Regions from separate parts of the Mus musculus genome. Here regions 1, 3, 4, 5, 6 and 7 are each linked to region 2. The links are chromatin loops, found by intact Hi-C in ENCODE. Cell type or tissue: left cerebral cortex. All regions are shown on one strand. Region 1 overlaps Nek11 (NIMA (never in mitosis gene a)-related expressed kinase 11). Region 2 holds the start of Cpne4 (copine IV). Region 3 overlaps Mrpl3 (mitochondrial ribosomal protein L3). Region 4 has its middle 3.0 kb from the start of Mrpl3. Region 5 overlaps Cpne4 (copine IV). Region 6 overlaps Nek11 (NIMA (never in mitosis gene a)-related expressed kinase 11). Region 7 holds the start of n-TEttc8 (a tRNA gene).

Evidence for each region. Hi-C counts contacts between places; a loop is a spot of excess contacts. Peaks named below come from ENCODE experiments on the same cell type or tissue, not always from the same donor. Only the 100,000 strongest peaks of a DNase experiment are listed, where the experiment ranks them.
Region 1: a loop joins it to region 2, with 6 times the contacts of the local background. A loop is called at or near these places in 24 of 42 quality-filtered maps.
Region 3: a loop joins it to region 2, with 2.5 times the contacts of the local background. A loop is called at or near these places in 6 of 42 quality-filtered maps.
Region 4: a loop joins it to region 2, with 4 times the contacts of the local background. A loop is called at or near these places in 6 of 42 quality-filtered maps.
Region 5: it touches region 2 in a loop (2.7-fold over the local background); 3 of 42 quality-filtered maps call a loop at or near these places.
Region 6: a loop joins it to region 2, with 6 times the contacts of the local background. A loop is called at or near these places in 29 of 42 quality-filtered maps.
Region 7: it touches region 2 in a loop (4-fold over the local background); 6 of 42 quality-filtered maps call a loop at or near these places.

What each region holds. Positions count from the first base shown.
Region 1 is chr9:105,375,183-105,379,182 of GRCm38, reverse strand. The region is part of intron 2 of Nek11 (NIMA (never in mitosis gene a)-related expressed kinase 11); the gene reads left to right. Among named protein-coding and RNA genes, the nearest start is that of Nek11, 18 kb to the left of the region's middle. In left cerebral cortex, a CTCF peak has its summit at 2,026 (motif pointing right); DNase peaks (open chromatin) are centred at 1,408, 2,014 and 2,615.
Region 2 is chr9:104,567,106-104,571,105 of GRCm38, reverse strand. Cpne4 (copine IV) reads right to left here and starts at 1,451. Exons shown (of 16, transcript NM_028719.3): 1 at 1,005-1,451. In left cerebral cortex, a CTCF peak has its summit at 1,531 (motif pointing left); DNase peaks (open chromatin) are centred at 998, 1,496 and 3,791; H3K4me3 peaks cover 1,695 bases.
Region 3 is chr9:105,058,282-105,062,281 of GRCm38, reverse strand. It overlaps Mrpl3 (mitochondrial ribosomal protein L3), which reads right to left. Exons shown (of 10, transcript NM_053159.4): 5 at 284-383. Among named protein-coding and RNA genes, the nearest start is that of Mrpl3, 7.0 kb to the right of the region's middle. In left cerebral cortex, no CTCF peak of the experiment used is centred here; a DNase peak (open chromatin) is centred at 2,161.
Region 4 is chr9:105,048,281-105,052,280 of GRCm38, reverse strand. No RefSeq gene overlaps it. Among named protein-coding and RNA genes, the nearest start is that of Mrpl3, 3.0 kb to the left of the region's middle. In left cerebral cortex, a CTCF peak has its summit at 1,824; a DNase peak (open chromatin) is centred at 3,784; H3K27ac peaks cover 505 bases.
Region 5 is chr9:104,680,930-104,684,929 of GRCm38, reverse strand. All of the region lies in intron 1 of Cpne4 (copine IV), which reads right to left. Among named protein-coding and RNA genes, the nearest start is that of Cpne4, 110 kb to the right of the region's middle. In left cerebral cortex, no CTCF peak of the experiment used is centred here; no DNase peak of the experiment used is centred here.
Region 6 is chr9:105,387,126-105,391,125 of GRCm38, reverse strand. All of the region lies in intron 2 of Nek11 (NIMA (never in mitosis gene a)-related expressed kinase 11), which reads left to right. Among named protein-coding and RNA genes, the nearest start is that of Nek11, 6.2 kb to the left of the region's middle. In left cerebral cortex, a CTCF peak has its summit at 1,613 (motif pointing right); a DNase peak (open chromatin) is centred at 1,642.
Region 7 is chr9:104,407,985-104,411,984 of GRCm38, reverse strand. It overlaps n-TEttc8 (a tRNA gene), which reads left to right and starts at 3,247; the gene lies at 3,247-3,318. In left cerebral cortex, a CTCF peak has its summit at 1,576 (motif pointing left); DNase peaks (open chromatin) are centred at 1,969, 2,189, 3,037, 3,233 and 1 more place; H3K4me3 peaks cover 2,087 bases.

The sequences.
Region 1 (4,000 bases), 810 kb before region 2:
GGGTACCTAGTGAGCCCGTCCATACTCTGTGACAGTATGTTTCCTAAGCCAGTCTTGTGCAGTCCTTAAGCAGGTATTCACAGCTAGTGTGTTAGAGAGTGCTGGCCTACTTTAAAGTGCTCTGAGTGCGTATCTTCCACACCAGACCATATACAGTGTTCCAGAATGCAGGCCTTATGAGGTTAATGATATACTATTTAAAAGAGCATAGGTTTATTTTAAGGCAAATGTGAATATGCCATGAAGCAGAGTAAAAGTTTGTGTGTTTTTTAAATTTAATTTTTAATAGGTTATACAGCTTCATGGTTCATATAAAAAGTAGATTGTAAAAACAACAACAACAACAAAACAAAACAAAACAAAACAAAACAAAACCCCTCACCTCATTCCCATCCTCCATTTCTCAAATTTGCACACATTCCCGCCACCACAGAGCTGCTATTGGGAGTTTCCTGAGCGAGAGAATGGAGAGATGGCTCAGTGGATACGTGCTTGAAGCAAGTAAGTAAGAGGGCCAGAGTTTGGAGGCCCAGATTCAGGAGAGTCTGTAACTCCACTGGAAGCATCTCAGCAAGCCTGGCTCATAGGGCTGGGGCTAGACCAGATCTCATGCTGACGCCCTAGGTCGGTCCTCCCCCTTCTCCGTTTCTGTCTCTGTCTGTCTATCTTTCTGTCTCTGCTTATCCATCTGTCTCTGTCTCTTTCAGTGTCTCTGTGTGTCTGTCTGTCTATTCCACATGCAAACACACACAATACACAATTCACACACACACACAAACACACACACAGTGCACACTTCTAACTGTAGTGTTTTGGAGGTTGGAGCAGGTAGATTGCAGGTCAGCCTGATTGGCCTGTCTCAAAACAAAACAAGACTCAAACCAAATCTAAAAAGAAAAAAGGAATTTATGAATATGGATGCTCCCAGAACTGATTCATATATGCATGAACAGCTTCAGAATACGGGGTCTTATTTTCCATTTCTCCCTTATGATAATTTCTAGCATATTGCATATTTGTATTTGGTTCTTTTCATATGTCAAAACATCTAGGACGTCTGTCCATGTTGTACATGGGGAACACCCCATTCTCCCATTCTTCTTTTTAAAGTAGATATGTTAAGTAGTATGTTCCATGGTAAGATTGAAGATTGAAGATTCCTATTGCTGTTCGTTTTGGACTGTTTTAAATCTTTGGTTATTGCAAATACTGCCACAATGAGTAAGCCTGAACATCTGTCATTTCATAAATATGTCAGTTTCTTGCATGAGATTTTAAGGTAAAATATGAGATTTTGGGGACGTGCCCTGTCAGTGCTATTCCGGGGGGATGAGCTAATCCTCAGCTGTTAGGGGTGCTAGCTGAAGAGCCCTGCTAGGGACTGCTACTGGGCCTGGTGACAGGATCAATTTTTAGTCTCTGAAATGACTCCTCTTTGAAGTGAGGGTGACAACAGCTGTTTTGCTGTCCTCTGCTTGTCTGGTTATATAAGAAAAGGCACAAATCTGGTGGCACATTATGTATAAGCAGAGACCACATAAAACTTGCAGACATTTGTTCCACTGTGACGTTTAGAGCAGTAAGTTTTCAGAACCATCTCGGTGTCTGTCTTGTGACCTTCGTCTCCAGAGCGCCAAACACTGTTGTTTGGGAAACACTGGTAGATTTCCTATTTTAAAAACAGTTCCACAGGGAAACACAGCTGTAAGACCCTGGGTTCTATAAAGGTAAAGCAGACCCCTCTCTGAGGGGCTCCTCAGAAACTTAGATCTACTGAGGCAAGGCGTGGCTCAAAGACCTCCATGGAACCCACAGCAATTCCCAGACGCATTTGACCTGATAGCTGGCCCTCCAACCCAGGCCTGTGAACACTGGTAAACTGAGGAGCTTTGCCGCGGGTTCCTGACAGTGCTGGACATCGTGGTGAGATCAGACCCCAGACACACACAGTGTTGCTGAAGATGGAGTCAGAGAAATAAGAATGCAAGTCCTGTTTTAAAGGTAGTCATGGTGAACAGCAGATGGTGGTAAAGCGACATGCAGATCAGCTATCATCACCTGGCAGGATTTCTAATGGCAACACATTAATTCAAGGTCCAAAATGTCTTTATTTAATTAAGATTTACCAATACTTTATTTAGTTTTACTGACTAAATGAATGAAAGGCTAAACGTGGGTCATTAACATACTCTTAATTTCTTTCTAGGAAAAGCAGAGATCAGCTGAGAAATGAGCTTGGCGAAATCTTTTTAACTTCATGGACCATTTTCTATGGGGTGGGATAGATTTGTGTGGTCATGCCCTGAGGGTATTAGATGGAGGCTCCTATTTTATGTGTATGCACTGATATATGTGTGCTCTCATCCTTGAAAGAAAAGCAGAAGCCTCCACTGTCCACAGGAAGGGCAGAGAGCAGCGACAGTCCTATAGCAAGCGCCTAACTGATGCTGCTAAGGATACTCTGAGATCCTAGTGATGAAGCAATCATGTCAGTTAAACAGACACATAGCCTGAGAATGCAGTGGCCACTGGGGTGACACACCAAGATCTCATAAAGGCTGGGAGCGATATGTCTCACTTCCATTCCTTTTATGGAAGAAAATACCGAGAGCCATGCAGGAGGAACGACAGATGGCTTTAGAACTCAGGGAATGCAAACCACAGGCTACCACAGCCTCACGGGTGGGTCTCAGTGTGGTAAAGCCCAAATACCATGTACCTTGAGGACGCCATGCTGTTGTGGAGTTCTGCTGTTTGCTGCCCTCACATCCCTCTTAATCTAAGAATTATATGAAAATTCAAAGGGGCTTCCAGTCCCTCGCTGGGCAGTACCTCTGGCACTCACAGTGCTAATGCCTGATCTCTCTCTGGCATTGCTGCTGGAGCAGGTTATGGTTCTATCACGGCCTGGAGAAGAACTTTGACATGTAGATTGTCAGCAGTGACCACCACCACCCTTAGAAAACATTTGGAAAGATAAAGTTGTTAGTGAAGCTAGGTTGAGATGTTTTTACTACTGGCTCAACTCTTAGGGAACAATATGAAGTTCAGAAAGGCACATGCTCATTAAGTTAAGCTAGGGACCCTTTATGGTCAGGAACAAAAACAATGGCAGTGCTGGCCGACATGACTTGCACTGAGGCTGGACTGGTGATGATGGATTTCTTAAACCCAGTTTTTTTGCCCCAAGCTTCCTGATAGGATTTATTAAGAGTTGCTGATGAGTAGATATGCATTCTGAAGATTTAAGGTAGATATGACTGATTTTTATATAAAAACATAGATTTCTGGCTCTTTTATGATTCTTACAAGATTACTTTTAAAGATAAATATGATAATTACTCTTTTCTTTTTAACTGCAAATTGCTGCCTGCCAGTAAGAGAAACTGGCAGAGAAAACTGCCTTGCTTGCTTACATGTTGTTAATCTAAAACAAGTTACTTGGTTAGGAATGTTTGTGGGTTTGGAAAATAATTTGTTTTCTTTACATGTACAATGTAATGTTATTTCCTGTAAAGGTATTGGGGAACACACTGGTTTTTCATAATCATTCACTAGAAGAAAACTAAAACATAATCACATTGTAATTGTATATTGCTTAAAAGAGTTTGCTGGGATATATAAGAAAGAATAATGGATAGTGTAGCCGTTTCACCCATCCACCAACTATGTGTGTATGTGTAAGGTTTGTGTGTCTGTTCCTTCCACCTATCAACTCTGTGTGTGTGTGTGTGTGTGTGTGTGTATGTAAGTACATGTGTAAGGTTTGTGTGTCTTGTGTGTCTGTTCCTTCCACCTATCAACTCTGTGTGTGTGTGTGTGTGTGTGTGTGTGTATGTACATGTGTAAGGTTTGTGTGTCTGTTCCTTCCACCTATCAACTCTGTGTGTGTGTGTGTATATGTATGTATGTACATGTGTAAGGTTTGTGTGTCTGTTCCTTCCACCTATCAACTCTGTGTGTGTGTGTGTGTGTGTGTGTGTGTGTGTGTATGTACATG
Region 2 (4,000 bases):
GGCATGGACCTTCTAGGAGCGGGTGGGTCCACAGCATGGAGACAGATATCTCTTATCAACTTTCCCAGGACTCTATCCCTGTCTCCAGCCCATCCCCACCCTAGCAAGTCCTGCTTCCACCTCATTGACTCTCCATAGGTAATCTTCCCTAAATCCTGGAAGCCCCCCCCCCCAGTAGAATCTGGAATGCATAATGAGGTTAGCCCCCACCCCCACCCCAAGCCCACTTACACTAAGAGGAAGATGGAGTTCATCTTCCTAAGACTATTCCTTGGATTCTGTCCACTCCCACCCATTGCTGTTCAGCTCAACTCAGTGTGGACCACTTTCTGACTCCCTTGGATTGAGTTCTAGCAATCCTTCGTAGTACGTGATACCGAGTTTTAGCTCTCTAGTCAGACGCGACTCCCAGTACTTCCAGTTCCTCCTTTACCACCCTGCTATTTCATTTAACAAAAAGAAAAAAATGTTGGAGACCGAGCCAAATAAAGCCGCGAGCAAGACTATGGGTTACTTGTGAGCCTCGGTGTCATGGACGCAGTTAAATATTATTAGAACCTCTTGCAGAAGCCGAATTCAAACAGCAGAGGATCAAGCCATTGGCTAACACTACTGATGCCCCACACCTTTTTTGCTGTCAAATGGGAAGCAGCAACTCCAGCCCCGACTATGGTCCCATCCCCCTTCTCATTTCTAAAACAATAATAATCCTCCCTCAAGCCCGCAGGACTTCCAGAGCCTAACCTAGCCCTCCCTCTGTCGTCCCGCCTGGGGCCTCCCTACCACTCCACCTGGGCGAGTAGAGTTATGCGGGAAAAGCAGGTATTTTGGCTGAAAGTTTTTTTGCCTTTAAGGACTGCTGCTCCTGCCGCTGTTCAGAACAACAGCAATGACAAACAAGCCAGGCTGGGCGAAAACCCAGAGCTTCTCAAAAGTTGGTCTGGCTACGCAGCAGCCCTGACGAGTTTGCAAGAACACAGGACTCAGAGTTAGCATCTACTCACCTGGGTGTGCCAGCCTCAGAGACTAGAAAGAGAATTCAGCCCGGGACAGGTCTGTCACGCCCCCAGGATGCAAAATCCGCCTTTGGAGTGGAGGTCCTGGGTGATGTAGTTGTAAAGAGGTCTTAGGAGAGTCGGGCTTCCCTCCCCCCTCTTTGGTCCACTGGGGGTAGTTTAGCAACAGCCGAGGAGGATAAAGATGCTGGGAGGAGAGTTTGGTCGCTCTGGAAACCCCGACTCCATTCTTGGGGCTGGGGGCTGGGGGCTGGGGGAGAGGGTGAACGGCGTGGAAGGAGCTGCTGGGCTCAGGAACTCGCTGAGTAAAGAGGAAGGAACTGGGGAAGGAGGGAGGGAGCAGAGGAGTGAGGGAGGAAGGAAAGGAGGAAGGGAGGGAGGGAGGGGTGAGAGCCAGGAGATGGCAGCTTCTAGCTGAGATTTCCACCTTCTGACGAAACCCTTGCGCCCAGCAGCCCAGCAAGATACTAGTTCTTAAGCCTCCTCTCGAGCGCCCCCTGGGGGGTTCCGGGGACTCAGCGACGCCCCGCCCTGGTCGCGGCCCTGGCGCTCTCCATGGTCCTGCCGCGCCCTCAGCCCTGATTCCCTGCTCAGCTTTGCAATTCCCACCAGCTCCTGAGAGGCACGTGATTAATTTCTCCTTATTCTATGATAAAGCAGTGAAACCACAAGAGCTGAGAGGAGAGAATAAGGGCTATACTTTTTTTTGCATACATTCAAGAAAACTTCTTGATTCGCTCAACTCTCACTAAAAATGGGGGTGACATTGAATACTTATTTTGGTACCTACATGTCAATAAATGCATGATTAAATGAGTGAACAGCTATTTTTCTCTTCATATCAGAATATTTTCCTGAATACAAACACGTCACCATACCTGGGGAATGTATGTTTTAAAATAAAGTTTTTGGCTGGGGTTGAACCACAGTTGTTAGAGCACTGGCCTAACATGTAGAGGGTTCTGCATTCAAACCGTAACATTGTACAAAGCCAGGCATTTGTACATTTGTACATGGCATTGCATCCCTGAAACCCCAGACTTTGGGAGGTGGAGGCAGAAGGCTCAGAAAGGCAAAGTTACCCTCAACTACAAAGGGAGTTTGAAACCGCCCTAGGTTAGAGACCCTGTCTCAAAAAGCCCAAACCAAAAACTATAGGTCTTATTTAGGGAGTAACCATTGTCACATATTATAAAACACTTTGAACACACTACAAAGCATTTACACAAGAAATAGGGGGTTTGATGTTTTGCTTTGCAGTGCTGCTAAGTGACATCTCTCTCCCTTATGGGGTAGTTTGGAAGTGATGACTTTTCTGTCACAAATTTATTCGAAGTCACATTCAGGCAAAGAAACAATGAGGAGGCACGTCAGGCTGTTTCTAGTTGTCTCCGCAGAAGTAGATAAACTGGAGAACCAAATCCACCCTGGGTATGCCCATGATCAGAATCAAATTAGACTTTATAATCCATAAAGCAAATGAATAAAAGGATCTCTCTGCACCTGGGGGTCGCACAGAGTTAGAAATGATGGGTAAGCACACCAGGCAAGGGAGGAAGGTGTCTCCCTCTCTGCTTGCTGAAGTACTACCCAACAAGGTCTCTTGTAAGGTGAAGGCTTTGGTTATAAGCTTTAGACCACTACACAGTTCCCAGTTTCAAAGGCCAGAGAAGGAGAAATGACAGGGGAAAGCAAAGGGGGCTCAGAAATGATCCTGGAAATCAAAGGAGAAGATCTTTGAGAAGAAACAGTTTCCAGAAAATCAACATTTTTCTTATTCCAGTCGCCTCACATGCTGTTCTGAGATGCCATATTAGCTACAAGGCTAGAAAAAATAACCCTGAGAGAATCTAGCTGTATCATGGAGCTTACACACAAATCCATGGTCTGCCTTGACTGAGAACACTTAGGTCATGTGATTATGCGCAAGCTAATCATTATTGGGGCTTTGGCTTGTGAGGTTACAATAAAGGACAGGTCCTGGTGTTTGGAGCAGGAAATGTGTTCACAGTACTCCTGGGAACAGACTGGGGCTTCATCTGAGTCACACAGACTACAGCTGGAAGGACTGACCTCCCAGGAACACTCAGGGTTTCCTCCTAGGGAAAGAAGGATGCATTCTGGGAAAGTAAAATCCACAATATGTTTGTTAATTCCTCCTAGATTTTATTCAGTAGCATCTAACCCTAGAGATGAAGTTTGTGTTGGACGAAATAAAGAAAATGAATGCCTTATTTATGTTTCTTGCATGTCGATTGTGAACTCTAACATTTAAATTCTGTGGAGGTGATATCTCTGGGGTTGTTTTGTTTTGTTTTGTTTTAACTTGTTCATGATTGGAGCCTCAAAACCTAGGAGAGTGTCTCCACATAGTAGACAGCAAATGCATACTTATTAAATTTAAAAATGTTTTTAATATTTTCTAGAATGTTTAAAGCAAATTTCTTCTTTTATAGGCAAGAGGAAGGCAGTTATGATCTACTGAACATATACTATTTCCAGTAATCTCTTAGTCAATTCTACTTATCAGCCCATTTAATTTGTATAACAGCCTTTCCAAGTAGTTTTATCATTTCTACCACAAACCAGGTTTAGGTGGTTGAGATAACTAGACCACAGCTCAGTTCTTGCTGCGTATTACTTGAAGCAGGCTCTAAAGGCGCCTAGAAACTAAAAGTGGACCACGGAGAAGTTACAAAGTCAAAACCAATCGAGAAAACCCTAATGCAGTTACCCCCTCCCCCATGCCAAAAGCACAGGCATGCAAACTAAACACAACACCAAAACTTGTGACTGCCAGCAGGCTTCGGCTCCCTAATTAGAAACAAACAGTTTGCCTGCAAGCCAGTACGCAGAACACGTGTGCAGCTTTATGCCAGGATATCTCTCTCTCTCTTTCTCTCTCTCTCTCTCTCTCTCTCTCTCTCTCTCTCTCTCTCTCTCTCTCTCTCTCTCTCTCTCTCTCTCCATGACACTGAAGGCAA
Region 3 (4,000 bases), 490 kb before region 2:
TTGAAGCTAGAGCGCTTACTTGGAGAGGCTCTTTATAAACGTGTCACTCCCCACATTTGCACCAGAGTTCCTCCCTCTCAGGGAAAACAAAGAGGATCCTACAGCTTTCCCCACTTACCAGAAACAAAGACTGTTTGTTCCTAGTGATTAAATCAGATAGGTTTTATATTTAAAAATACATGTTTGGGACTTTGTGTTTTGTTTAGCTTTACTGAAAGGGCTGACATTAAACAAACCACATATTCGGTATTTTTACCTCCCTCCTCTCCCGACCTCAGATTACCTGGCTTAATTACAGCGTTATCTGTCACATGAAAGATTTTATGTATCTGTTTTGGTGGCAGTCCAAGATCTCGGTAAAATTCCAATCTAGAGTCAGGTTTCTAGAGGGAAGAGCAGCACATGTGATGCATGAAACAGCACAAATGACCTGAGTGCAGAGCCCCAAACCAAGTTACAAACACACAGAAAAATAGAAAAATCAAAGCATACTTTATTCCCTACTGAATCAACACCATCTAATTCCCACCACTAAAGGGAGATGAGATTATATCTAAACTAATTATCTACATAAGATCAAATCACCTTGCTGCTTACATCCAACCGTGTGCACAAGTCTCAGCCTGGCCGCCCTTGCCCTTGCTGGTTTGAAAGCCATCCACACTGGCCTCAGGTCCTCTGTCTACACTAGTCTCCTTCTTCACAGGATGTTTCCAATAGATTTTCAGATGAGCTGCTCTCTAATTCAGGCCTCCCGGTTTACTGTCCAAAAGAACCATTTTGTCAGCTTATTTTTCTTATTCCTTAGACCATTTATCTACATCCACTGTGATACATATTACAGTCTTTCTTATTGCTAAATCACCTATACCTGCAGCTCAGTGGACTGTATCCTGAATGCAGTGAAAACTGCTGCTCTAATGGGGGCTGAGCAGTGAACACTGCAGCTCTAATGGGGATGTGCACTGAACACTGCAGCTCGAATGGGGCTGAGCAGTGAACACTGCTGCTCTGAGGGGCCTGTGCAGTGAACACTGCTGCTCTAAGGGGGGCTGAGCAGTGAACACTGCAGCTCTAATGGGGATGTGCACTGAACACTGCAGCTTGAATGGGGCTGAGCAGTGAACACAGCTGCTCTGAGAGGCCTGTGCAGTGAACACTGCTACTCTGAGGGGGCTGAGCAGTGAACACTGCTGCTCTGAGGGGCCTGTGCAGTGAACACTGCTGCTCTGAGGGGCCTGTGCAGTGAACACTGCTGCTCTGAGGGGGCTGAGCAGTGAACACTGCTGCTCTGAGGGGCCTGTGCAGTGAACACTGCTGCTCTAATGGGGCTGAGCAGTGAACACTGCTGCTCTAATGGGGCTGAGCAGTGAACACTGCTGCTCTAATGGGGCTGAGCAGTGAACACTGCTGCTCTGAGGGGGCTGAGCAGTGAACACTGCTGCTCTAATGGGGCTGAGCAGTGAACACTGCTGCTCTAATGGGGCTATGCAGTGAACACTGCTGCTCTGAGGGGGCTGTGCAGTGAACACTGCTGCTCTAATGGGGCTGAGCAGTGAACACTTTTCTCTTGAGAAGCTATTGTTCCCTCTCTTCCCTCCAAAAGACAGGTCCTATCATTCTTTGCCCTTCCCCTTCTCGATTGCTGAGAACTCCTACGCCCTTTCTCACCTTCCTTCACACTCACGCCTGCAAGAGAGAAGAGGCTTTCCATACAAATCTGTTACTTTCTTGTGTTTCAAATTCAAATGTACTTGGTTTAAGTTTTCAAATTTGCTTTCAACATTCACATAGCTCAGTTGATTTATCAAGCACAATGTTATTTTGTTAACATAAGACTTTGAGTATTCCAAGAAACTTCTGAGAAGAAACCCTTATGTTTTGATGTTTTGATACAAAATAGCTAAAATGAACATCATAGCCTACATTACCACTAGACTCCAACATAAAAGAATTAAGACAATATATATGTCTTAGTTGCTTTTCAGTTTCACTAAAATTGAATAACTGTTTCAACTAAAATCACAATCTTATAAAACTAGGTCTTAGCCATGGGCACAGCCAATGCTCAGCAGAAGCGACAGCAGAAGTGCTCGAACAGTCTGCTCGGCCCTGCCCGCTTCCTTTCCAAACTTCCAAAGAAATGATTCAGAAAGGCAGTGCAGAGGCTGATGGCACTGTCACACGTGGGGAGCCCCGTCCATGAGGCTGAGTCTCTTGCAGAATTCCTCAGCAATTATCCTCCCTACAATGAAAACACTGCTCTGCTCCCAAGATGAATTGATTTAATCAACTTTTAGGGCCATTTACTGTTCTTACAAAGAGACACTATGCGCCACGTCAGTTTTTATAAGGTACAAAAATAGCAAAAACAAAGTAGCCTACTTTTTTTGGGTGTAAATTCCTTGTAGATTAAAAAACAGTTCTAGCCTTATTATGAATAAAACTATTTTAATCAACTTATTTTGAGTGCCCAACTATTCAATATTTGATATTCATAGGTCTTTTAAAAAAAAAACCAAAAAGCAAACTAAAAGATAAAAACAAACCCTCTATATCGTTAGTCTAATTGCAGCTCCCCTGAGGGCTAAACATGTAAGTGGCTGGTACATTTTTAGTTTGGAAAATTTCTTTCCTTTTTAAACAAAAACACTTTAATTATAAATGATGAGTGCTTCCCACACTGGCAAAGTAACTTTCTCTTTTTCTTATTAGTACACATTAATGACACAGGGTAGTGGGTCTCACTGTGATAATCGCACATATTTTGATCATCTTGCTACACACTCATCCTCTCTAACCCCCTTCTCTAACAGACCTTTGAGAAGTGACCACTCTTAAGGTTTACGTAGCTGAATGGCTAGCATCCCCCACAGTGTAAGAAAAGCTCGTGACCCTCCAGATCCTCACTGTGCTGCACGCTCACCGCAGATAACACTGTAAGGTTATACACGCAGGAGAGGGGAACAGCAATCTCAAATGTGAAAGTAGAATACTAACCTTTCTGAAAAAAAGTATTAGTAAGTACTAGCTATTTTGCAAATGCTGTTGTGTTTGATCAATAACACATCTTCATCATTACATAAAGGGACTATATTAAATTGTGCTCCCGAGCACACTTTCTTTAAGAGCTAACGGATTCAGAATTGATATAAGCTTCAGAACTGGAAAAGAATTTAGAGATCTCCAAATCCTATCTTTACGAGTAAAAGGATGCTGAAGGGGGGTGGTGGTGAAGAGGCGCAAATGGAGGAACCCAGGATCAGCGCTCTGCCTATGCACCATGTCTTCATCATCTCCTACTTAGTTTTAAAAAACAATGTAGACTCATTTTTATATGTGTATGTCTTGCCTGCATGTATGTACGTGCACCATCTACATGCCTAGAGCTTGCACAGGACAGAAGAGTGCATTAGGATGTCCTGGAGCTGGAGTTACAGATGACTGTGACCCGCCATGTAGTGCTGGGAACTGAACCTGGGTCTTCTGCAAGAGCAGCTAGTGTTAACACTGGGCCATCTCTCCAGCCCTGTTTTCTGCTATGTCTGAAGACTCACTTACTGATACATCTTTTAGAGTAGAATAAATTGTCCCAAATGATGGCTAATTTATAGATGTCAAGACTATAAGGTCATACATTTACAAAACTGATAATGGAAAAGACATTAGTTGTATAAAAACAAAGAAGTGACTCCCACAAGCGTCCCTTTAACACCCACTGTCGCTTTTGGTCTCCTGAGAATTGCTCAGGTTCTCCCCCAAACTGGGTGTCTCCAGTTCTGGAGCATTTATGCTGATTTATGAACTACTTCATTCATCCCTCTTAGCAGCTTGAGGTTCCCAGGGGTTAGTATCCAGAAACATCAGGTTTGTAGGGTCATGGAGTCTCTCCTGTTCTTATCAGTGGTCAGCCAAGTCCTGACCAGAAGATCTCTCCTCTGTGCCAGAGGCTGAAGTGATTACATGTGATAATGGATGCAAAAGCCTTCACACCATGATC
Region 4 (4,000 bases), 480 kb before region 2:
AAGAAAATTAAAGACCTGGGTAACCTGCTTTAGAAAGTTTAGAGAGTTATTGCTTAGACGTGAGGGCTCAAAATCGTTGCCTGTTCTTCCACTAAGTGCTGTTGTGGGTACCTTGACAGCTTCTCAGTAATATTTTGAGACTCAGAGAAAAGAATGCATCACTCTGTCCTTGCTACCTGACTTCACAGATACTTAAGATAGGCATATTCATTGAGCCTTGACATCTACTATGCATGAGAATAAGAGAAAACAAAACCTACTATCACCAATATCTAGTGTTTTGTATGTCTATAGTATACAATAGTCTGTGTTCAGTATTGTATGTGTCCATCAGTCAATGGTATCCAGGAGGTCACTAAACTTGTAGGAAGGCCAGTTTAAGTAGCTCAATGCAACAAGAAGGACTATGTGCCTGGGGCTGTCAGTGTAGAAGTAAGTTGAAGAGCTTTATTACATGATTTGGGCTTACTCCAGGTGTTTTTTAATGTATTATCAAGGAAATGAACATATGTTCAAAATGGATGCTATGAAGAATTAAAGATAGTTCAGCAATTAGGCGTCTTAATTTTTGTTCTGGTGGCAGGAAGACCAAATTATGGGTTGAGAACAATTGGTGAACCTGTTAGTCATGTTTTTAGCAGCCTCTAGAAATACCGTGTTGATGTTTGGATGTAAAGACAGCAGTATGGGTGGTAAGAGGATTCATTTCATTCTCTCAGTATATTTTCCCACTTAATTTTTGTAATAACCTCATGCAATGATACTGTCATTATCCCAACTTAGGCAAAGGGAGATTGCATTACTTCTATAATATTACCCAGCTAGTAAGAGGTAAAGACAGTGTCTAAAGAGTGGCAGTATCACAACAGGGATGTTTTTCTAGACATTTTATTTGTTTCTCAGGAGTATCTGTGTTACTGTCCTGGCCTTAGAATTCCTCTAGCAATAGAGAGGAAAGCAAGTAAGTATACCCTATGCAATGGACTGGGGTGAGGGAGCATCCAGGTTAACCTTTGTTTCTTGTGCCAAGTTTTACCTGACCCAGAATGGGGACATTGTGTCAATGAAACCAATGATAGGCGCCACTGCCAAAGTGAATTGAAGAAAAACCATAATTTGCTGTCCTGATTGACAACTGGGGCACGGCATTGTCGTTACTCTAGATTTAGTCATTGCTGTGTACTTCTAAGTGACAGTCCCAGGTCCCAAGAGACCTAGCACTGGTTTCCTTAGGGGATACGGGATCAGATTTCAAGCTTTCCATAACTTGTGATGCTACTCCTAAGAAACTGCCACTCTGCCTTGGTAAGACTTCATTTCTCACTGGAGCAGAGATAACCGCCCCAGTCTCTTTTTAATATGACATTTCTGAGGTCCTTACCCCACTAATTCAGACCAAAGCTGATGAAAGAAACTTTCTGCTCATAAAAGTAAGAATAAAGCTATTTCCCCATTCTGAATTACTACATGCATGCTCAGAAAAGAGAAACCATCCATCATAAGAGTGTGTTTCCAAGCCAAGCTTCACTAGAGATACTGTCCTTGTGTGTTCCTACCATGTGCTTCTGCCACAGAGTCTCAATGATATTTGTGATGCGTTCCATGTGGTTGGCTTATTGCATAATAAGAACAACAACAATTTCATCTTCAGGTGATTATATTTTAGTGGCCATTTATGAGTCATTTAATAACATACATTATACTTGAAATTAAAAGCCTTTAATAAATTAGTTTAGTCTTTACATTATCCTAGGCCTTATTCTATTTTTCCTAAGATGTGGTGAATTAGAATATTTTCAGATTGTTAGCGGTGTTATTAAGCTGCAACACCTCTGGTGGTGGGAGAGAGAAAATGCAGTATAAGAGATTCTGGACTTGGAGATTCCATTGCTGGCTGAAACCAAAAGCCTAAAAGGCCATGGTGTAAAGTCCCCAGATGCCCATTCAACCAGGAATGCAAGATCAAGATACATTCGAGCTTTGCCATAAGATTTTCAGGACATAATCTTTATTTTTACTATGCCAGGCCCAGACTTCAGGGTTTCAGGAAACTATCAAATGGAAATATATTTAATTTGAGGAAAGCAAAAGGAAGAAGTGAAGGAGAAGGGAGTAAGAGGAATTGGAGTGGGAGAGGAACAGGAGGAGGACACAAAAGAGGAGGGCAGAGGAGGAGAAGGAAAGAAGGAGGAGAAGGAAAGAAGGAGGAGAGGAACGGCAGCAACTAGAGGAAGCCACCACCAGTGTGGCTATGTCTGACATTTTAAAAAAGTATTCCAGAATCTCGTCTCCTTCTGTTATTTTTTAATGTAGTTGTGAGATTTAATATGATACCAATGTGCATTTCTTTAATTTTTTTATTGTTATAAAAGTATTAGCAGTGGAAAACAGAACACCACACACCAGTGAAACACATGGCTCCAGTCGAGGCCATCTGGCTTGCTTCCCTCCTGGTGCCAGACCATTATTGCAATGCTCACCATCTACATTTGCAATTGCATGAAACTCAAAGAATAGGTAACTTCCCCACTTAGCAAACAACAGACAAGCAAACCCAAGCAGACCATCCAGCTTTACTGTTTGGCTCCTACTGTGAAATCACCAGTACTCAAGTGGCTCATGGCAGGGAAGAAGGGAGAAGCAAACAGACAAAACTGTGTATCCACAGGGAGATGTACAAACGACTTGAAGAGGATTCTCACAGAAGAGGTAATGCGAATTATCCCTTGAGGCGAGAGGAAGGTTTTTCCAGGAGTAGAGAATGGACATTATAAAGAAAGGAACACAATTACTGCAAAAACAAGAAACTGACCTGAAACTCTGGGCTCAGAACAGCCACTGCTGTACTATCTGTAAGGATTCCCTTTGCCAGGGTTGTAGAAGGGACATGGTAAAGATAGCTTGTTTCTTCTATAGTTTCTCAGGCATTGGTTGGAACGAAGATGACGGCTGATGCCAGCTTGGCTTTCAGGCTTATTATTTACTCTGTTTATGATGGTAGACGGGCAGATATTGCTTTTGTGGCTGAAACTCATGTCTAGTCTCTGCTTGTGCTTCCTCACAACATGGTGGTTAGCTTCTAAGCGCAAGCCTTGAACACGCATAGGTTGTGCAATCCACTTTGACCTAGCTGTGTGAAACACGTGGTGTGATTTTACTTCCACCACAAGGGCAAGGGTCACCCTGAATGGGAACATGGCAAAGCTACACTATAAAAAGAGCACGTGAGCCGAAAGACCTTGTGAGCATCTTCAGAGCCACAGACATCATATGTCCAGGTAGATGAGTAGGGTTGGCTTTGGGCTGTAGGGACAGGACTGATGGCTGAGTGCCATGACGGAGTGATCCTGTGAAACATTTCAGACTAAGTCTGAAAACAAGCTAGGCACTGCGATTTGTACCATATTTTCCTTTGCTCATGAGAGAAGTTTCTAGATATACATATAGTACCTCTTCCATTTAGAGAAACAAAGGAAAGGGCAAAAGAGTGCATGTGTCTGAGGGGCAGGAGGACAATGACAATGGGCATGAGGGTGAGCAACTGACTGGGACAAAAATCAGACAGGGCAGGCTGCTGTCCTCATCATTTCCAGCTGTGTCTGCATGCTCGGGGGGCAAGCAGCTGAGGTAGGTCCACGGGGAGTGAGCGAACGACAAAGGTTGGGAAGAGGGCTGCCAGGCTGCTCCAGAGTCATGTGGCGACAGTGGTTTCTCCGTCTGTGGCATTTAGACTCCAATCAGGCCTAGAAGCATCGTCATGGCAACTTGCCCATCTGCACTGCTGAGCTGAGACAGGATTCCCTTAGTAACGGAGGAGCAGGGAGATAATGCTTAAAATAATCTTCTATGCCCAGAAAGAAATGCCTTTGCAGTTTTATTAGTCGCGTAGCACCATGGGGCCTGGCTTTCACTCTCACTTTATATCAAAATGGAACAAAATGGGTTCTTAAAGCAAGAATTTCGCTGTCTCCACTGCACAAAGCATTCATTTCACTGGAGC
Region 5 (4,000 bases), 110 kb before region 2:
AACATCAGATATGGGTCTGAACACTACGAACTAGCCCAGTTCATCTTCATGTCATGCAGTGCTCAGGCAAGAAGTACCCACACTCTCCTCCTCTGAACAGAACAGGCCTATGAAGATGCTGGGAAACACTCAGGAACAAAAATCCTCGCAGCATGCTCTATGCTTCTGGTTGCAGAAGGAAAACCAGCAACAGCTCTCTGATCTTCATGTGGAGTTGATGTCTTACAGTGAAATGTCTCCTATAAGACTGGACAGTTCCTCCCTGCCTCCTTCTCTTTCACCATAAGTATTTCGTTTCTCCCTGTTGCTATTGCCATATTAGTTTAATTGAGCAGGCCACACCACCTCTTTCACAGGGTGCTGATTATACCTCAGCCTTAAACATACATGTGCGTGAACATATGCACAGACACACCACATGTGTAGACATGAACATACAAATACACTGCAGTAAAGTTTTAGTGAGATGCAGACATATACATATTTACTTACTTATTATCTCTGGTTACCTTTACTTCAGTGGCTGCTTTCAGTAGCAAAAATAGAGATTGCAGGGCCAACAAAGTTTGAAATATTTACTATGTAGTCAGCAAATATGTGCCAACCCCATCTCTAAAATGTCAGGTTAAGGTACATTTGTGACTGAGGGGAAATTTCCGTCCTATTTTTTTCCAAGTGTGTTGGAAAATTAGTCCACAAGTGCGTGCAACTCTGCCTTCTACCAACTGAATATTAATAAAGACTTGGGGACAGTTGTTTTTGCCGTATTAAAAAAGTCAAATTCCGAGAGGATTGGCTCCTTGCCCAGGTCACATAACTATTCTAATGGCAGAGCTGGAGTTTCAGTGCCAGCCTTTTCTCTTCCAACCCACAACAAGCAAAACCTTTGGTGTAGAAACGTCCAAATCTACCAAGGCACAATGAACAGGACAAACATCCTGGACTTGTGTCGTCCCCACAGTCATGCTTCCTTTTTAGTTCCAAATAACAGTTATTCAAGTATAGAAAATAAGCAGGTTGTAAATCCACAGCTTACTAAATTATGGTCCTTGTATTTGTATAAATTGTGAGCAATGTGAGAACCAAGACACACCTGAATGAAGACCGTGGCAAAGCAAATGAGGGAGAGAACCATCTCGGATGAAGGTGTCTTGTATCGAGACAGGTTGCTGAGTATTCAGTGGGCATTGCCAGCTAAGGTCAGAGTCATCCTGGACTCCTGATTCTTCCAGTCATGGGTTCCTTCCAATCCACCATATTCTTCTGATGTTCTTATCCACCCCTCTCACTAGGAACCACCCCTACTGTCACTTCATATTATTACATCTGTCCTTTTCCAGATGTGCAGCCTCCATAAAGAATAAGCAAGCTTCTAGAGAATGGAGCATCCTCTCTAAAGCCAGTCTTCTGTTTAAGATGTATTCATCTTTACTTTATGGGTATGCATCTTTTGCCTGCATGTGTGTAAGTGTACTCTGTGTGGGTTCCAGTGCCCATGGAGACCAAAAGAAGCTCTTTGTGAGCTGCCATGTGGTTGTTAGGAACCAAACTCAGGTCCTCTCGAAGAGCAGTAAGTATTCTTATCCCCTGAGCCATCCATCTAACTCCTCTAATGCTAGTGTTGATGGTTATATATACATATACAGATATATATCTATATATGTGTGTGTATATATATACACACACACAATGCAAGAGACTCTATCAAAGAGAGGAGCAGTTCTAGGTTTGATTGCTTAAATCCTAGTACCTCCACGCACTGTGAAACATGGAACAGGACCCCCAACCTGTCCGGTGATAGCACCCACATGGAAAAGATTCTATAATGGATATGTCAAATAACATATGTTACATGGTTTGTACAATGTTAGGCATGGGTAAATAATCTCAAAGTTTTAGCTATTATTCTTATCCTCCTACTCAGAATCGCTATTATGCCTCCCTATTGCTTTAAAAACAAAGCACAACTCACTCCTGTAAAGTCCTTCTGCCTTTGGGATTGTGGTGGTTTAATTGGGGCTGACTTACAGGCTGAGTTTCAGTCCATTATCATATCAACATGTATGGAGGCATGGAGCTGAAGGAGCTGAGAATTCTACATCTTCATCCAAAAGGAGGGAGGAACAACTAAAAGGAGGGTCTCAAAGCCCATCCCCACAGTGACACACTATGTCGAGGTCACACCTCCTTCAACAAAGTCACACCTCCTAGTAGTGCCACTCCCTGGGACAAGCACATCCAAACCACACAGGAGCCCATGTTATCTGGGCATACCTTCTTCTGGAAGCTCACAACCACTTCTCAAGTCAGCAGTTCACCGGAGAAGCCACATGCATGAGTTACTATTTCTGATAGGTTCACAGAGCAAGGAGAAAATGGTCATACTTGCTCTGATAAATTTATGTAGCTGCAGTCTCAGCTTCCAGGTCAGGTCATTTATCCTCCTGACAGCACTCTTTCTATAGCAGCAGCTGGTGCATAGGAACCACATATTCCATAAAAGTCATCTCTTGGTCTATATGACAGATGGTCATGTGTCCTGTGTGTGCTACATGAGAGGTCTGATGGGATCTGCACTAGTTCTACAGCACAGGCAACTCCACAAACTCATCTTCCCTCATGTTTTCATTTACAGATTGCTAAAGTGCTTCCCCCCCCCCACACACACACACATGTACCTTGTTGCCCTGTGGTCTTCAAGTGGTAACAAATAGTTTCAACTAACCACTTCTATAAATGCAAAGAAAACCTCTGATTTAATATAAGACAGTCATGAAGATAAGAGACCACATGGCACAGGGGCAGGGGGGAATCAGAGGTGCCATATATCTACCCTTGATTTGAGAGTCCCATCAGCCAACTTGTCTGATTTTAAATGGTAGCAATCTAGTCATATGTATCAAAAACTGTCCAAAAGCAACTGAAATGTTTCAGTTTTTCCCACAACAATTTATGGTGATTGTGTAGCTGTTTTATATAAGATTGATACACTCCATCCCCCAGGAAAGCCCATTCAGATAGGAAAGAAGCAACTCCAAACAGCTTCAGGAAGTCCCTGAAACAGATGAGATTCACTAGGCTTTTCCCTCCCAAGAATAGATAAATAGAAAGTACTGCTACAGGTCACCCTTAGACAGGACAAGCTACAAATTTCTCAAACAAGCTTAACCTCTTAAAAGAAGCAGAGATTGGCTAAGCAGCCTGGAAGAAGCAGAGACCAGTCAAACTGCCTAGAAGAAAGAAAGACCAGTTGAGCTGCTAGGAAGAGTCTCAGAGCCACCTGGAAATGACATGCTGTGACTCACTGACCTGCCTTCAGGCTGTGGAGTGTACTTCAACATTTGTGAGCTGTCACCTATGCTGGGATGGTCCTTGGTGATGCAGCTGTCCTTAAGTCATTTCTTGTCCCTGTGAGTAACCCCAATAAAACTCATTGGTCTACCAACTTGGATTTTGGTCTATATTGGTCTGACTATCTGGGATAAGGTGTGTCTGTTTTATTTCCCCAGGAAAAGTCTGTTATATGATATGATATAGCTTAAATTAAGGGTATGCCATATACTGAAATAGTATATAATAACAATAAATCAATCTATTAATAAATTAAATTTATCAGTTATTTTATTGTGCCAAGGTCTCATGCAGTCCATTCTGGTCTCAAACTCTCTATTTAGTCATGAATGACCTTGAACTTCTTATCCTCTTACCTCAACCAAAAGGATAGGCTTACCACTATCCCCCACAATGCTCGGTTTATACAGTACTTAGAATCAAGCCCAGGGCTTCATGGAGGCTGGGGAAACACTCTATTAACTGAGTTGCAACATTAGGCCCAACGATAGTAAAATTAAGCAAATTATAAATGAATAAACAACCTTTTGTTCATGGTCAGAAATTTCTTTTTCTTTTTAGTTTTTTTCAAGACAGGGTTTCTCTGTGTAGCCCTGGCTGTCCTGGAACTCAATCTGTAGACCAGGCTGGCCTCGAACTCAGAAATCTG
Region 6 (4,000 bases), 820 kb before region 2:
CTCCTGGTTAGTCAGTCTAGTCTCTCTCTCTCTCTCTCTCTCTCTCTCTCTCTCTCTCTCTCTCTCCCTCTCCCTCCCTCCCTCCCTCCCTCCCTCCCTCCCTCCCTCCCTCGTTCCCTCTCTCACACACACCCCATGGGAAGAATACAAACAAAGGATAGGACAGTGCCCTCAAGAAATTCCTTTGCCCCTGGGAGATCAAGCTTCTATCCCAGTGTCTGTTTTCTTCAGCAGCATCTGGCTCCTTTAAGTTCTTCCTGTTTCTCTCCTTGGCTATTTCAAGTATGGTTGAAAATCAGAATGACAAATGATTTCCCATGTCTTGCTGTGTTGTATGAATGATAAAGCCACACAGTGGTGGCGCACGCCTTTGATCTCAGCACTTGGGAGGCAGGCGGATTTCTGAGTTCAAGGCCAGCCTGGTCTACAGAGTGACTTCCAGGACAGACAGGACTATACAGAGAAACCCAGTCTCGAAAAAAACCAAAACCCAAACCAAACCAAAACAACAACAACAAAATGTTACCAATGCTTTATTTTAAAGATGGGCTCTTAGAATTGTCCCGGTATGTGACACTTGGAGAAGTTGTCGTGATTGAGAACTTGTCGTTTGCAGTCAGTTCCAGCGAGTAGAAGGGCAAAAGCGGGCGGTCATCTGGGTTTCCTAGAGCATGAGTTACACTCTGCATTTTTTAGTCTTCTTAGTGCCAGGACAAAGTACCTAACACAGCAGTTTTGGAGAAGGTGGTTTGTTTTGACCCCGAGTTTGAGCACACGCATCCATCCTAGTAAGGTGTGGCAGTAGAGTGTAGAGCTGCTGGTCACATCGTGTCCACAGTCAGGGAGCAGAACAACGTGAAGGTGGCACTCCCATCTCCCCATCTTCTCTTCACTCAGTCCAGGATCACAGCCCATAAAAGGAAACTATCCGAGTTCAGGGGGTCTTCCCTCAGATAAACCTCTCTAGAAAGGCCTTTACAGGCATGCCCAGTGATACTTCTAGGTAAATTCTAAATCCTGCCAGGATGATAATGAAGATCAAGTCTCACGTGCTCGTCCTGCAAAGAACTTTTCCCCTCAGCCCTAAAGGTGGTCTTCTAGCCACACAGAGTGAATGCCAAACTTATGAAAACTACTCGATGTAATTATGTTCTAAAAGAGAATATCTAGCTCATAATTTTGGTTTATATTATTTTTTAGAATGACACCTCCCCCTTAGCCCCATACTGTTGACACTTGCGTTTTTGGTTTACGAGATGGATATCTCCTTAGCACCCCTCATTATCCAACAGTCTGTTTGTTAGGTAAGCCTTTGACATCTGCTTCATGCACCAGACCACAGACAGAAGGAAGTGATGTCATAACTAGGCAAAGCAGAATGCTTGCTAAGATTTCTATAATATTATGATTGCTATTTTCTTAGTGGAGCAGGCTGGATCTCCCTAATGTTAAATATTAAATATTAAAAGAATTGGCTTTAATAGCCCCTGGGATGTAGACTCTTATGATTGGCTCCAGTGATATCCGTAAATACTCAGACAATCAATTTGAAAAACTGGACTACAGTTTCTGACCCTCCCAACAAAGTCCTGCAGTTCATCACTTTGCCACTTGGGGGCACCACACCATCATTGACATTTTGTGTATACTGGGAACTTTAATTACACTGTAAGTGTAAATACCACTTTCCTTTAAATTTTTTATTGCTCTCCGACTAGCAGTGGGATAAAAATAAAAACTGCAGGCATTACGCTTGATTGGTGCGTGTTTGGAGAGAGTTTTCTGTGGGCACAGATATCTGACATTCCTTTTTTAGTTATTGCAGTAATAAGATTAAAGTTATGTAGTGAATGAGCAAGCTGTTTCTTCCACTATGACATTATGCATCATGAAATTTAGAAATCTATTTTGGGGAATATTTTCTCTCATAATTATAAACACTCTGTTCTATTGGTTGTAATTATGTTCTAAAAGAATATTATAGTTCATAATTTCAGTTTATATCTTCATTAAGCTACCAAAGCATTTTAAAAGAAAATCCCAAGGATCTTTTGATACATAAAATTATGTGCATCTATAGGACACTATGTGATATTTCAGTTTATGTATACATTATATAATCTTCAGATCAGGATAAGTAGATCTCTTTCCTCAAATACCATTTCTTTGTGGGGAAGACATTACAGCATACTGTCATTAGTGTACAGTCATCTTACCATGTTTACTACTCGGCTGGCCTGGCCCTCCCCATCTCTGCTAAGCATTGTATGTCCCTCTTATTTCCCTCACTCTCCTCTCTATGTCTATGAGATAAACTTGAGGATTCCACATTTGCTGAGATCCTGTGGTATTTGTCTTCCTGTGTAGGACTTAGACTTAGCCTACTGCCTTCCAGTTGTATCCATGATGCTGTAATGACAGACCTTATCCCTTTAAGACTGTGAGGCATTTCCATGGATGCCTGTGTCATACTTTACCTCCTTATCAGTCGGTGGATACACCATTCCTTGCTTCTTAGGAATACTATTGCAATAAACATGGGGATGTAGATGTCTCTCTGCACGGACTTTCTTTGGTTTGTGTTTATTGGTGGGATTACTAGACCATAGTTTTTCATTTTCTGAGGAACTTGCCGTTGTCTTTCATACTAGCTGTACTGATTCACGTTCCTGCCTGCAGAGTGTGTTTCTTTTTCTCCGTCTCCACGCCAGCACTTGTTTTCTTCTTCTTTTGATCATCATCATCACACTAAGTATAAAGAGGTAGTATCTTATTGTGGCTTTAAGATTCATTTTCCTAGTGATTAATGATGTTGAGTACCTTAGCATATATCTGTCGGCAACTGGCATGTATTCTTTTGAGAGAAGTCTCTATCTCTCGTTGTTTTAAAGATGAAAAACTTCCAAGTCCTCAAAGACATGTCCTCAAGCCCAGGCTTCATCTTCAAGGGCCCTCCCCTCCTTGGGGCATGCTTGGCTTGGCTGTACTGGGTGTGTTCAGAGTCATAGCGAGCTGATTTTCCACTCAGTCAGGCACACAAAATGGAGGAGAAAGCAGAGCCAGGAGTGGCTACTAGAATGAACTGAAGAATAACAGCAGAGAGAAGTGAAGGTAGAGAGGAAGAGAGGGAGAAAAGCAAGCCGAGTTATCAGACCAAGCGAAGCCAAGCTTGGCCATCAGCCCGATTCTCCAGAAGACGTCGCTGGCTTGTGTGGTGTGCTGGGAGATAGAATCCCCTTCCTGCATGGACCTAAGGGAACCTAGGTCTTTGAAGAACACAGCGTGTTTGAATTGGGCTTCTGGACTCCAGGCCTCAGCTCCCCTCATTTGCCAGGACAGCCCGTGTTAGAGAGTTAAACAAGAGAACTCTGAGACCTTGATGCTAATTGAGTTCAAAGCTTACTCCAAGCAGTGACTCTTTCCTTCCTGGTGACGGTTCTGGGAAACCCTGAGTATTCAAATCAGAAGTAAAAATATTTCTGAACAAAATCATCAGTGGAATAATTTGACAGTAATTCACTATGTCATCATGTGACATTTCATTCAAGGCAACTCTTTGTGGAAATTCTCAGTGTCTCTGTCTTGTGAATGACGCTAGGTACACATGCGACATCTCGAGGACTCTTCTTTCCCATACTGAAAGTAATATGCAAACATTTTATGAGAGGTGCTGCTGTGCCTACAAAAGCAGCAGAACAAGCTATACATCTTTTGTTTTTTTTTTTCTGTTTGGACAGGCAAGTTAAAAAACAAAACAAAACAGCCAACAACAACAACAAAAACAAACCATAGTCTTGCCTCAGAGATGTGTGGCAGTGAACAAGAGAGACTCACTTTTTGCTGAAACCTTTTGTGTGCGTTGGCAGTCTAAGATTGGGGGATGGAGAGACATAACAAAAATTTAAAAGGAAAACAAAATCAAAACAAAACAAAAACCCAGATAATAGCTATTGGTTACCGCTTACTGCTTATTGAATCTTCAGGACCCTGGAGCGCGTAG
Region 7 (4,000 bases), 160 kb after region 2:
TTTTCATCATCATCATAAAGATCTAGGTATATTTGTATTTATCCAGACTGAAACTAAGCAAACCGTACCATGTTCACACAGTCAAGATTATAGTGCCCCAGCTGACCATAAGAAAAAAACTGGGCATCTGTGCCCTGCAAACTGTCTCACCATGAGCCACTGGATCCTGTGTGTGTGGCATCCATGTTTACCTCTTCAAAGTTAATGACACACTCCATTCTTTTTTTATTTTCTTAAAGATTTATTTATTACATGTGAGTACACTGTAGCTGTCTTCAGACACACCAGAAGAGGGCATCAGATCTCTTTACGGATGGTTGTGAGCCACCATGTGGTTGCTGGGATTTGAACTCTGGACCTTTGGAAGAGCAGTCGGGTGCTCTTACCCACTGAGCCACATCACCAGCCCCTGACTGCTCTTCTGAAGGTCCAGAGTTCAAATCCCAGCAACCACATGGTGGCTCACAACCATCCGTAATGAGATCTGACTCCCTCTTCTGGTGTGTCTGAAGACAGCTACACTGCACTTACATATAATAATAAATAAATAAATTTTTAAATTTTTTTAAAAAATTAAAAAAAGAAAAGCAGTCAGATGCTCTTACCCACTGAGCCATCTCACCAGCCCCGACACACTCCATTCTTAAAGGAAGCAGACTGACTGTGTTCTTGTTCAGAACACATGGGGAAACATCCAGGAAAAACAAAGTTCACTAATGGCCAAAAAGTAGGTTTTATCTCCCAGCACAAACACATTACACACAGGTACAGTAGCCTCCTGCCAAGCCTTCAATACACACACACACACACACACACACACACACACACACACACAGTACCCACTGGGCTCACTTCATGTCCTCCTGGCCTTACTGAACCATTCTCATCCATTAAGGCTCAGATCAAATTTCACTTCCTTAAAGAACCTCCCTTGGCCACTCAAGCCTCCATTGATCTCTCCTTTCACAGAAACTTCGAGAGCAAGTATCGATTGTACTGTAATTGCAGTATTTAATCACATACTGTCTTGTATTCCTTAAGTTCGTTTTTAAATGCAAAGGCATTTTCCAAAAAGAGCTGGAAGATCTCGCCACCACAGTGTTTCTCAACAAGGGATTGGGTTCTAGGCTTTCCCATAATCATAATACAACTTGTTTTTTTAAATTATATGGTTTGTTGATGGAAACCCACTGTTTCCTGCTCTTACCACAGCAATGGACCACTGGAATACTGAGTCCTGAAAGATACCTGGGTAGAGGCTGGGACTCCCAGAGCTGTCAGATAAGCCCACTCTTAGCACTCGCCCTGACCCAGCTCCTGATTTGCCAGCTACCATCCAGTCTCCTATGGTAGCTCCTCTCTCTGCCCACTAGCAGGGCATCATCTTTTCTCCTGAGAGGCAGCCGCCTGCCCTCTGCCTCAGCTCTCCTGGCTTAGAGATGCTTATGCCGAAGTGTTCTTTGCAAACACTCCCCTGGTAGCCAGCTCTTTGCAGCAAAGTTAACATCTGCCTAGTGGATAAAACCTTGGCGCACAAATGCCTCTCGGAGCCATTTGGCAGCTCTCTGCTGCTCCCTTCTGGTGATTTTATGACACTGTGTCAAGTCGTTCAAATTCTAGTTGCATCCTGTAGATGGGGGTGGAGGGGTCCTAATGGCAAAAAAAAAAAAACAACCAAAAAAGCTAACAAACAAACAAACAAAACTAATTATCATCACATGAGAGATGAATGTTTTTAAATTTACCTACATTTTCTTAACACTTACCCACTTCATCTTTGGCTACTCCAAGCAGCTTTGTCTGCATATTAGATACTGAGACCGTTCTATTTAAAAGCTAGCAGTCTACAATAGTCGCCAGATTTCTGTATCAGACACTTCTTCAGATGCAAGATTCATGTATGTGTGAAGCTATGTGCTCTGTCATTCATACAATAACAGAAGCTAAGCCTGATGGGAAACAGCGGTTAATTCACAAAGATTAGTTTATACATAGACTGCCTGTGAGACTTGTTGAAATCTAAAATTTCTCAGCATCTTCCCAAGAGACTCTGATTTTCGAAATGGGGCCCAGAGACTAATTTTTAACCAACTCCAGGTAATTAAACAGACTGTGGCAGACATTAGTCTCCTAACCATTTCCCCTATGAATCTGTTCCTTGATTCGGCCACATCCAAGTAATCTGGGGTTTAGAAACCAGCGCCGCAGAAGTTGGGGGAGGGAAGGGGGCGGACATGCTTCTCGGAGTAAGCATCGATGTACGGCTATCAGAAATCCCCTCTCCTTTGCAGCGTGATAATTGCAGTGCCCAAAATATGCCTAGCGACAGCATCTGATACAAGGTAGTGTGACAATTTAATAACGCTCTATTCCATAATTTATCACACAAGACCTCTCGTCACATAGAGCCACTAAATCGCTGAGTCAGCGAATGGTTAAGCATCCAACAAACAACTATTCAAAATACGTTGTGGTGCACTTCATTGGGCCTAAAGATGAGGTCTCGAAGACATTTTTGTTTCATTTCAATTATTTGCAAATGAAGAGGTACCAGACCAACCTGATTTCTTAAAAGTTGGTTAGCAGAAAGAAACTTCTGCAAGTATTGTGGCTGCTAAAACTAACTTTTCTTCGTGTCAACTGTGGTGCACGGTATTAGCGCTTGTCCAACCTGAGCACGCACTTAGATCGCCGTTGAAAGGTAGGTTCCTTTTCAGGTCTATCATGCACACCAGATTCGGTGGTTTCGGTGAGTTCCGGGGAAAGCTAGAGCCCTGCCTGCACTAGCCGGCTCGCTCACCTGATTTTGCTTAGCTGCTGTTATCACCGGTTTTCTGGCTCCTCTATCTAAGCAGCTCATTCCTAAGAGCTTTTTCACAGTTAGCACCTCTGGCAAACTGGTCACCGTGGTGATGGGTGCCCTAATTTGGCTTTCAGAGACAACTTAGGTTGCACAGACCTTCTAACGTTAGAAACCAGAACATCGCTCAGAGCCAACACTCAGAGCCAGAGCTAATGCTGCTATTCTCTGAGCATGCGCCCTAGGAAAAGCAGTAAGATTTGACTGCGCACAGATCACAACTACTTCGCTTTCCCAGCCTTTGATCGCCTTTACCCACACTCCAGACCACCCTGTTTCTTTAACCTATAAGTACCCCTACACCGTTTCCCCCCCAGAGGCAGATCTGAGGCTCTCTGCCCCACCTTCATAAGCGACCTCTTCAAGAAGGTACTATCAGTATCAGTTCCCACATGGTCTAGCGGTTAGGATTCCTGGTTTTCACCCAGGCGGCCCGGGTTCGACTCCCGGTGTGGGAACACAAGATCTTTAGCTGGCTGCTGAGGAGGTGTGAGTTCTTTAGTCTGAGTGGAATGTATACAAACTCTACAATGAGCCTTGAAGGAAGGAAACACTTGAAAGTATGGAAGTATGTATGGTTTACAAAATTAAAGGGGAAAAAAAAGAGCCCGCACACTACAGCAAAAGACTCAGTCTTGCAAAATCCAGTTTATTATTGTAATTTATTATTATTCACTTGTAGCGCTTTTGTACTGCACATGTATTAGTATTCGTAGTGTTTGGGATTGAACGCAGGACCCCACACTTGCTAGGTAAGCACTCCAACCCTGACCTGCATCCTGGCTTTCTTTAATTTTTTATGTTGAGACAGTGTCTCGCTAAGTTGCCCAAGCTGAACTCTGTAACACGAGCAAGCCTTAACTCACCATCGTCCGGCCTCAGAATCTGGAATAGCTAGATTTACAAGCCTGTGCCACCCAGTAAAACTCTTCCGGAATTGAAGGCAGGCTCTACCGGCTGCAGCCAATCACGTGCTCAGCAGCAAGGCTTGCTTTCAGCTTCTGCTCCGAGGGTGGCTGGCCGCCTTATAACCCTGCTGGCAACCCTTATTAACCCGCCTGAGGAAGGGCAAGTTTTCCGTATTCTTGGTTTTACTCTGGCAAGTAGTAGTGGTGAGAATTACGTGCATGGCTGGGAGAT